Regions from separate parts of the Homo sapiens genome. Here region 2 is linked to region 1. Evidence: chromatin loops called from intact Hi-C (ENCODE). Cell type or tissue: GM12878. All regions are shown on one strand. Links, peaks and the distances in the headings refer to the core of each region. The heading gives the core; the rest is flanking DNA.

Region 1 (4,993 bases), core at 368-4,367:
TCCTGTAGATGGTGGAGTGAAAAGAGGTGCAGTTTGACAAAAGAGGGCATTCCATCTCCTTATCTTCTGATATTACTGTCAGAAACAAGTTCCTGGCCTCTCACTTCAGCTCTCTTCTTTTCAGCCAGTTATCCCCTGAACAAAATTGCCTCAAGATTACAGATGAGCAGCTGTGTTTTGGATGCAGGAGCATTGCCATCTTGCTGACAGCTGAGTTTTCTCTGGGGACATCAGCTAGCCCACAGCACCCCACTCTTTTTCCACACTCCTTATTTTCCTGTAAGCTGTGGTTGGTTTCCTCTTGTGACCACAAATGAATCAAAAAGAGAACTGTTTCCCAGTTATTCCTTATTATGTCAAAGCAGATGTTCAAGGTGAGGCTCCGGATGACTTATCAAAACTCCAGAGGTGATTTGTGTCCTGATAACAGTGAGGTCTCAGACTCACATGTATGCAGGTGGAAGGCAGGCAGTGTCAATATGCAAAGCGTGCCAGGCATAAGGGGGTAAGCGCCATGTCTCTACCATTGTCACCAAGCACAGCACCTGTCTAGTTGTATTGCCTTTTAAAAGACAGACTAGGCCGGGCACAGTGGCTCATGCCTGTAATCCCAGTACTTTGGGAGGCCGAGGCAGGTGGATCACCTGAGGTCAGGAGTTCGAGACCAGCCTGACCAAAATGGTGAAACCCCATTTCTACTAAGAACAGAAAATTAGCCAGGCATGGTGGTGCATGCCTATAATCCCAGCTACTTGGGAGGCTGAGGCAGGAGAATCACTTGAACCTGGGAGGCGGAGGTTGCAGTGAGCCGAGATTGCACCATTGCACTTCAGCCTAGGCAACGAGAGTGAAACTCCATCTCAAAAAATAAATAAATAAATAAATAAAAATAAAAGACTAGATACATTGGCCAACAATATATGTTTGAGGCCCTTTGAGTGAAAAAGATTATCCAGATTTAGTAACCTTGAAGTTCCTGTGAAATATGTGATCCTGTGATATCATGATTCCTTTTCAGAAGGCAGACCAACCTCCTTTCCCCTCCAAAGATGTTTTGGAGAATACTTTGCAGAAAATATAAGAATATGAAATGTCTTCAAACTGTGGGATGGTGAGAAGGTGTGCCTTGGTATCAGCTGCACATTTCTGGAAAGTCGCATACTCATAGAACAGAATTAATTTTAGCAACTCTGAGAAAATGGCCTGTTTTTTCTCTCCCTCTTCTCCCATTCATTTAATATTTTTTTCCATCACTTTTCATATGCCCAGCACCTTGTGTATGTAGAAGGTATGAAAAAGTGCTGGGCTCGGTGGCTGACGCCTGTAATCCCAGCACTTTGGAAGGCCAAGGTGGTGGATCACCTGAGGTCAGGAGTTCGAGACCAGCCTAGCCAACGTGGTGAAACCCCACCTCTACTAAAAATACAAAAAATTGGTTGGGCATGGTGGATCACGAGGTCAGGAGTTCAAGACCAGCCTGACCAACAGGGTGAAACCTCGTCTCTACTAAAAAAATACAAAAATTAGCTGGGCATGGTGGTGGCATGTGCCCCTAGTCCCAGCTGCTCAGGAGGCTGAGGCGGGAGAATCACTTGAACCCGGGAGGCAGAAGTTGCAGTGAGCCGAGATAGTGCCACTGCACTTCAGTCTGAGCAACAGAGTGAGACTTCGTCTCAAAAAAATAAAAAAAATAAAAAATAAAAAGAACTACCCGGGCATGGTGGTGGGTGCCTTTAATCCCAGCTACTTGGGAGGCTGAGGCAGGAGAGTGGCTTGAACCTGGGAGCCGGAGGTTGCAGTGAGCCAAGATCACGCCATTGCACTCCAGCCTGGGCAATAAGAGTGAAACTCCATCTCAAAGAAAAAAAAAAAAAGAGAGATATGAAAAAGTGTAGGTTGTATCATTTTGAAAGTATCATGCATCTCAATATGTTAATACTCAGTAGAGTGGCTCGCTCATCCTCATTTGCCTGGAACTTTCCCAATTTTAGCATTAAAAGTTCTACATTCAGGAAACCCCTCAGTCCCAGGCAAGCCAAGATATTTGACCACCCCAGTGCTCTAGAAGACAGGACGAAATGATCTTGTGCAGGCATCAACAGAATTCCTTTACACATGACAGCTACAAATGCAGAAAGATACAGGTGCATCGTTTGATGACTCAGATGCTGCCAGCAGCACTGCTACTGGTATCATTACTTTACAAAATGACGAGCAGCTCTTGGTAAAATTCCAAACAAAGTGGAGTACGATCTTCCCTCAATTTACATGGTAGATGCTTTGCTAGAAAACTCAGCACATATTAAAATGTGCAGAAACACTCAGAGTTTAAATGTAAAATGTGGTTTAGATTTTATACATAGCTGCTTATTGACGTCTTTTTCACTAAAATGACTATCTGCTGAGACATTTGAAAGTCATGAGAGGCAAGGGACTATTGTGTGTGGTGTGGAATTTCCCTGTAGAGTGCAGAATGTTGATCATCCCTTGACCTCACCTCTAAATTTAGCCAATGGCATCCTCTAATTATAGCAACAACAAAAAACACCTGCAGAGGTTTCCAAAATACCCCACTAGGAATCAGTCCTGCTCTCATTGGAAACCACTATACTAGATATTTGAAAAGAAAGAAATACTCAAAAAGAGGTAAGCAACAGTAAGATCCTTTCTCTGGCATCCCTTTTTCTTTATCTCCTCTCCCTCTGCATGCCTGTCTCTCTCTTTGTCTCCTTCATCAGTACAAACTGTTGACATTTTCTCTGTGTATAACATCCTGCAAAGTGCTTGGGAAGGTCTGCAGGTAACTGCCATCTTTGCCTCCAAAGACCTTAAAGTATGCTTGAAAATATGAAACCAACCAGGAGAATCAGCTCAAAGTTAACCCATGGCACTAAATCAGGATTGCCTGCTCAGCTCCAGCTGTAACTGAATTGATTGGATGGTCTTCCCATTGTCTCCCCTGGCTCTCCACTGAGGCTCTACTCTTTTTTTTTGAGTCAGAGTCTCACTGTGTCACCCAGGCTGGAGTGCAGTGGTGTGATCTCAGCTCACTGCAACCTCCACCTCCCGGGTTCAAACAATTCTCCTGCCTCAGCCTCCCGAGTAGCTAGGATTACAGGCACCCGCCACCACGCCCAGCTAATTTTTGTATTTTTAGTAGAGACGGGGTTTCACCATATTGGCCAGGCTGGTCTCTTGGCCAGGCTGGTCTAGAACTCCTGACCTCATGATGCGCCCGCCTCGGCCTCCCAAAGTGCTGGGATTACAGGGGTGAGCCACCGCGCCTGGCCTCTCCCACTTATCTTTTATTGATCATAAGATCAGCCCAGTGCTTTCAGCCTCTTTTTGTACTTTGGCACCTGGGGAGGAGCTAAGGCCTACACCTCTCTGAGTGGAAGAGTTTCCTGGGCAGCCCTGTGTTTGGTCCCAACCAGTTATTCAGCATGGTCCATATTGGCATTATTTTGGGTGGGGCACAAGAGTTGGAAATAAGCAATAAATAAAATACAAAAAAATTCATGATGAGAGAGAAGAGACCATAAGAAATTAGTGAAGAGCCACATCGGAAAATTGAGCAGATGCTTTGCACATAAAAGCAACAGTTATAATAAGAGGTATTATTATTATAGTTGTTTTTGTACTTTGTGGGGTTGTTCGGGGCTTTCCAGAATCAATATCTTGTTGTTAGAAGAAAGACTGGGCTGAGTGTGGTGGCTCATGCCTGTAATCCTGGCATTTTGGGAGGCCAAGGTGGGTAGATCACTTGAGGTCAGGGGTTCGAGACCAGCTTGGCCACCGTGGTGCTAAAAATCTCTGCTAAAAATATATCTCAACTAAAAATACAAGTATGAGCTGGGCATGGTAGTGTGTGCCCTTAACCCCAGCTACTTGGAAGGCTGAGGCATGAGAATTGCTTGAACCCAGGTGGCAGAGGTTGCCGTGAGCAGAGATCACGCCACCTTACTCCAGCCTAGGAGTCAAAGCGAGACTCTCTCAAAAAAAAAAAAAAAAAAGAAGAAGAAGAAAGACTATTAAGTTTCATCAGTCCTACAACGTTTATAAGTCATTTTACAAACATTATCATATATGGTCCTCACAACAACCAACTTAATATCCCTATTTGACAGAAGTCTAACCTGAGGCTCAGGGAGACTTAGATTTGGTTAAGGTCCCACGCTGTAAAATAGCTCTCTCAGATTCATGCATGGTGTTTCTATGAGACTACACTGCCTTTTACTCAGAGGAGGCATTTGAACTGAATCTAAATGAAACCTTAGATGGTGTGGGCCAGACCAGAATGGGGACCTGCATTCAGAGAAGCAAGTGCTCCCCACGAAGAGGTCAAGGTCCGTGTAGAGGAAGTGGAACTCACAAGGTGAGGGCAGCTTATGGACGAGAGGAATGAGGGGCCCTTCCGGGGAGGTGAGGGAGAGCATGTGCCCACACGGGGCTGAGAGGCTTCAGTTAAGAGACCAGGCTTGTCAGGACAGCATGCACTGGTGTGTTTTGACAGAGAGGAGAACGTGGAGCAAAAGGAATAGATTCTAAGATCTTTGAGGGCAAAGACTGCTCATTCCTGTTTATTATTCCCAATACCTGAAATAGAGTAAATACATCATAAATGTTCACTTGAAAGTTGTGTGGCAGGTTGAAGCCAAGCCAAGGAGTTTAGGGTTGAAGCCACAGCAAGAGAGGGCTTGTCTGCCTTTTTAGAGTTCAATAATAATGCCATGATGTATTTAACTTTTATTTTGGTTTCAGGGGTACATGTGTAGGTTTGTGATATAAGTAAATTACATGTCATGAGGGTTTGGTGTACAGATTATTTTGTCACCCAAAGAGTAAACATAGTAGGCCAGGCCCAGTGGCTCATGCCTGTAATCCCAGCACTTTGTGAGGCTGAGGCGGGTGGATCACAAGGTCAGGAGATCAAGACCATCCTGGCTAACGTGGTGAAACCCCATCTCTACTAAAAAATACAAAAAATTAGCCG
Region 2 (4,993 bases), core at 502-4,501, 1.7 Mb before region 1:
CTACTTGGGAGGCTGAGGCACGAGAATCGCTTGAACCTGGGAGGCAGATGTTGCAGTGAGCCGAGGTTGCGTCACTGCACTCCAGCCTGGGCGACAGAGACTCTGTCTCAAAAAAAAAAAAAAAAATTATAAGCACCATGATGAAATCTACTGATGATAGCACTTGATGAAACTGGTGGAGTAAACTCCATCACCACATTTGAGAAACCGCTGTGCCATCCCCTACCCTACTCCCAGTCCACCAGTGGGGAATTTCACTGAGCTGCGGGAGATCCCCAGAGGTGGCTAGTGACAGCAAAGCTCTACTTTGCACATGCTGTTCCCACTACCTGGGATTATTTTTCCTTCTCCTCTCCCTTCCCAGCTCCTCTCTATTCTTTTCCCCTGACCAAGTGTTACTCATTCTTTGTTTTTTATTTTTTTTTGAGATGGAGTCTCGCTCTGTTGCCCAGGCTGGAGTGCAGTGGCGCTATCTCGGCTCGCTGCAAGCTCCACCTCCCGGGTCCATGCCATTCTCCTGCCTCAGCCTCCTGAGTAGCTGGGACTACAGGTGCCTGCCACCATGCCCAGCTAATTTTGTTTTGTATTTTTAGTAGAGATGGGATTTCACCGTGTTAGCGAGGATGGTCTCGATCTCCTGACCCTGTGATCCGCCCGCCTCGGCCTCCCCTCATCCTTTGGTTTTTAAGTTAAATGTTACTTCCTCTGAGAAGCCTTCCTAGAATGCCCTTCCTAAGATTGTTCTGGGGTAGAGTCGGCCAATGGAAGTGCTCATGAGAAGTATAAGCCATGGAAGAGGAAGAAGGTTTTGCTCTCCAGAGGCATAGCAGCCGGGGAGGTGTACAGGCTTGAGCCTGGAAGCTTCCAGGGGAGCTTCTTGAGAGTCACCTACATCAGGGTCGCAGGTGGAGGAGCTTCTTGGTGGCCTCTGGGTGAGCTCCTGAAAATCACTCCCTTCAATGCTGCTGATAATAAATAATATCGATCTTCCCCCAAAACCATAAGCTCCGTGTGGTCAGGGTCACCATCTACATAATACATGACTGTATCCCCAGGTATTAGACTAAACTAAAACAGAGCCTATGTGGTCCCATTTAACAGATTAGAAGACTGAGAGCCAGGGTAGGTCACAAGATAGTGGCAGAGCCACTGTCAACCTACTTCTGAGTGCGTTCTTTCTTTGCCATGAGAACACTAGAAATGAAAGAGGGAAATGGCTTAAGTTTGAAATAGCTTTTGAGTCACATTTTCAGGTGTTAAGGCTCCAAATCGAGATGCTAGTCACACTGAAACTGAATCACAGGCTTCTCACTAATACCACTGAGTTATGATCACCATGTTCCAGTTGACAAAATTATTTCTTATCTTTGTGTTTTACAGGTATAACAATAAAAATTATTGTCAAGGGTATTATTACAATTTTTAACTACTAATGGAATTAAAATGTTTGATGGAGTATTGGCAACAAAAATGTACTCCTCACAGCATGTAAGAACTTTTTATTTATCATTTCTGGGCTTTCCAGTTGCTATAGCAATAAAATTCATACTCACCAGGATTATTACCATTTTCAGCCACTAATGGAATTACTATTTTTGTTTGTTTGTGGTTTTAGACCTTAGAGTAAAATGTAATTCCATCAACGGTATTGAAAATTTTAATGTCCTTAAACATTACCATGAAAGATCAACATAATAACGGAATTCCTCTAAGCTGATGATCACTCCCCTTTCAGCCACAAGGTCTTCTTGTTTCTCTCACTATGAGATCCAAATTTGTTAAGAAAGCATTTGGGGCATTCATTCATTATACAAGTATTGAGTAAGGCCCTGTGCTAGGGGTGGAGGCTGCAAAGACAAGTAAGACGTCTGGCATGGTAGTTAAGGATTCAGGCTTTGGGACCATCTGAACCTGAGTTTGAATCCTGGTTCTGGTGGGTGGCTCTGGGCAAGTTATCTAACTGCTTGAAGTTTCTGTTTCCTTATTCCAAAAGAAATGAGGAAACAATTCCCAGTTTGATGTTGGGTGAAGACGGAAAGAGACTATCTTTGCAATGTGCTTGGGAAGATGCTTGGTGCAGAATAGATGCTCAATGAATGATGGTGGTTGCTGTGTTTGTGGTTGCTGATGCTGTAGTCACAGCCCAGCCCTTTCTCTCAAAGCATTTGTTTTTAAGCAGGGGACATTCCATAGTTCTGACATGTGCTACACAGAGTATCTCAGGAGAGCTGTCTAATCCAGCTGGGAAAGGTCAGGTGGCTTCCTGCTGGAGGTGACTCCTAAGCTGAGTCTTGAAGGATGGGTGGTATTGCTACACAGGGAGAAAAGGAGAGGACTTTCCAGGTAAGTGCAAAGTCAAGAAAGCTAGTGAGAGCTTAGTGCCTGTGGGCGGGAGAGCAGTCATCAGATAGAGAGCAGTGGGCTTCTCCATGGGCTAAGCGACCCCCACCAGGCAACTCTGACTTTGAGCATTTCCCCAAACTCCTTCCTTCTCAACATGTGAAAATCCATTAATCATAATACACCATGCTTGGAGAGCCTGCAGGCTGTCTTTGGATGAAAGGAAGCATTATCATATTAACTAATTACATGAATTAAAATAGATTAATTAAATAAGTGGCTTAATGAGATTAGTGCATTTATTATTTAAGTATCCATCACTACTATTGATAATAATAATGGATTCTGCCCTTATAACAGGTGACAAATCTGTCAGCAAGCAGTGGGGTTTAAAAACCGCAAAGGGGGGTCACGTACATAGGGTAGACAGAGGATGCTGCAACTCCCCTGGGCTTGTCCCTCGGAATCCCATGGTGACGAAGGCCAGGATGTGGTCAGAGCGCTGGTTTTCATCCCCCCCACTTAGGCGACCTCTCAGAGTTTCGGTTTCCTCACCTGTAAAAAGGACAGGGGCTATCTCAGCTTAGTGGGATTCAGTGATACTAAAATTAGATAATGTTCCCAGCCAGATAAATCTGGGTTTCCCCCAAAGGAGAGCCTGGGTCAAAGGATAATGAGGGAACCCCCTCGTTGCCACTCAACCTTGCTATCTCAGTAAATTCATCCACTTGGCCACTGAAGATGAACAGCTGCCATTTGACTGGAATTCACCATGTCCACCAACACTGGACATACCAGTTCCCTGGCAACATCTACCACTCTTATCAAAAGGATAAGAGGTCATGGTATTAGCTCCCCTTCTTTCCTGTTTTTATTCCCCCGATCCTCACGCCTTCATTCTGGGATCACATTCCCAAATAAACTATCCACATAAACTTTTGGGGGAATCCAGGATAAACATCGGGAACTGAAAGTGTCCCTTGAAAGCAATCCTCCAGATGACATTTTGGAACTGACGCCTGCAGAGGTGGCTGCCCCAGGCTTCTCAGAGATGCTGGTTTGCTTTCCCTACACCCTGGCCTGCCTCCCTCCCAACAGCATGTGGCTTATTGCCTCTGTGGAGGGTGGGTTTGCCCATCTCACATAATAAATATAGCTAGCTGCCCTGCCTCCCTAAGCCTTCTGGTCCCTTTCTCAATATTGTGCCAGAGCAGTTCTAGCATCTTCACTTCATCTAATTATACTTTGGGAGGCTGAAGCAGGTGGATCATTTGAGGTCAGGAGTTCAAGACCACCTGGCCAACATGATGAAACCCCGACTCTACTAAAAGTACAAAAATTAGCTGGGCGGTAGTGGTGTGCACCTGTAATCCCAGCTACTCGGGAGGCTGAGGCAGAATTGCTTGAGCCTGAGAGGCGGAGGTTGCGGTGAGCCGAGATCACAACACTGCACTCCAGCCTGGGTGACAGAGTGAGACTCTATCTCAAAAACAAAACAAAACATAACAAACAAAAAAACTTCAACAAATAAATCACCGTGCTCCAGCTACAAGGAGCTGTCCCAACAGAGTGTTAGGATGGCCCCCAGTATCCTTGTTAAAACAGGTCACAATTGAGTGTCCTTGTGTCAATACTTCTACCCTAACCCGTGAGAGTCTTTTTGGCTGGGTCTTGCAACTCCTTCAGTGTGAAAACTACCCCAACCCAGAGCTGCATTTGTGTGTTACTGCTTGCGTTGTACCTAGACTTTATTCTGTTTATCATCCTGAAAGTAATGAGGGACTGTAGGGGTAGATCTTGAGGAGGACAAGCATGAATTTGTGAGATACCAGCCTCACTCTCTGCAGGCTCTCTAAGCAAGGAAACATAGCACTGCTCTGTAGAGGGGAGGAGGATGTTTCTTTCTTTTTTCTTTTCTTTTCTTTTTCTTTTTTCTTTTTTTTTTTGTTTGAGACAGAGTCTTGCTCTGTCGCCCAGGCTGGAGTGCAATGGTGCAATCTCGGCTCACTGCAACCTCTGCCTCCCGAGTTCAAGTGGTTCTCCTGCCTCAGCCTCCTGAGTAGCTGGGATTACAGGCACGTGCCACCACTCTTAGCTAATTTTTGTATTTTTAGTAGAGACGGGGTTTCACCATGTTGGCCAGGCTGGTCTTGAACTCCTGACCTCAGGTGATCCACCCGCCTCGGCCTCCCAAAGTGCTGGGATTACAGGCATGAACTACCATGCCCAGCTGGAAGAGGATGTTTCTATCGGCCTGATATGTTCACAGCATGTGGGGTCCAACATTCTCAGGCTAGTTTACCTAACTGTCCTCGTTCTGAATTTTAGGGTCCCATTCATTTCCTCTGAGACCTCTGATGATCACAGGAGTCTTGTGGCTGTGCATTTAGGTTCCTCTGTAATTCTTCCACTCTTATAGTCAGATCCAGGCCGGATTCTCAGCACGTTTTGCCAGGTAGCTTCAGGAGATGAGAGTATCCTTAAATAGTGCTATAGATGGAGCACAACTCTGCCTTGAATTGACAGGTTGGCTTATCTGAGCCTGTCATTTGTCGTTTTTAACGTTTCTCAAGCAGTTAAGAAAAGCTGGCTCACTGCACAGTCTTCATAATTACTCTTACCCTTAGGCTGGTCAAGTGCCACAGTCATTACA

Evidence for each region. A loop is a pair of places that touch in the nucleus more often than their neighbours do. Peaks named below come from ENCODE experiments on the same cell type or tissue, not always from the same donor. Only the 100,000 strongest peaks of a DNase experiment are listed, where the experiment ranks them.
Region 2: it touches region 1 in a loop (7-fold over the local background); 1 of 110 quality-filtered maps calls a loop at or near these places.

The regions. Positions count from the first base shown.
Region 1 is chr22:33,470,050-33,475,042 of GRCh38, reverse strand. All of the region lies in intron 6 of LARGE1 (LARGE xylosyl- and glucuronyltransferase 1), which reads left to right. Among named protein-coding and RNA genes, the nearest start is that of MIR4764, 36 kb to the right of the region's middle. RefSeq lists enhancers at 2,389-2,458, 2,469-2,528, 2,669-2,748. In GM12878, for the core only: no CTCF peak of the experiment used is centred there; DNase peaks (open chromatin) are centred at 2,092, 2,462 and 4,312; H3K4me3 peaks cover 1,269 bases; H3K27ac peaks cover 3,928 bases.
Region 2 is chr22:35,125,044-35,130,036 of GRCh38, reverse strand. The region is part of intron 4 of LINC01399 (long intergenic non-protein coding RNA 1399); the gene reads left to right. Among named protein-coding and RNA genes, the nearest start is that of ISX, 61 kb to the right of the region's middle. RefSeq lists enhancers at 2,709-2,968, 2,979-3,038, 3,079-3,128. In GM12878, for the core only: no CTCF peak of the experiment used is centred there; DNase peaks (open chromatin) are centred at 1,216 and 2,846; H3K4me3 peaks cover 778 bases; H3K27ac peaks cover 4,000 bases.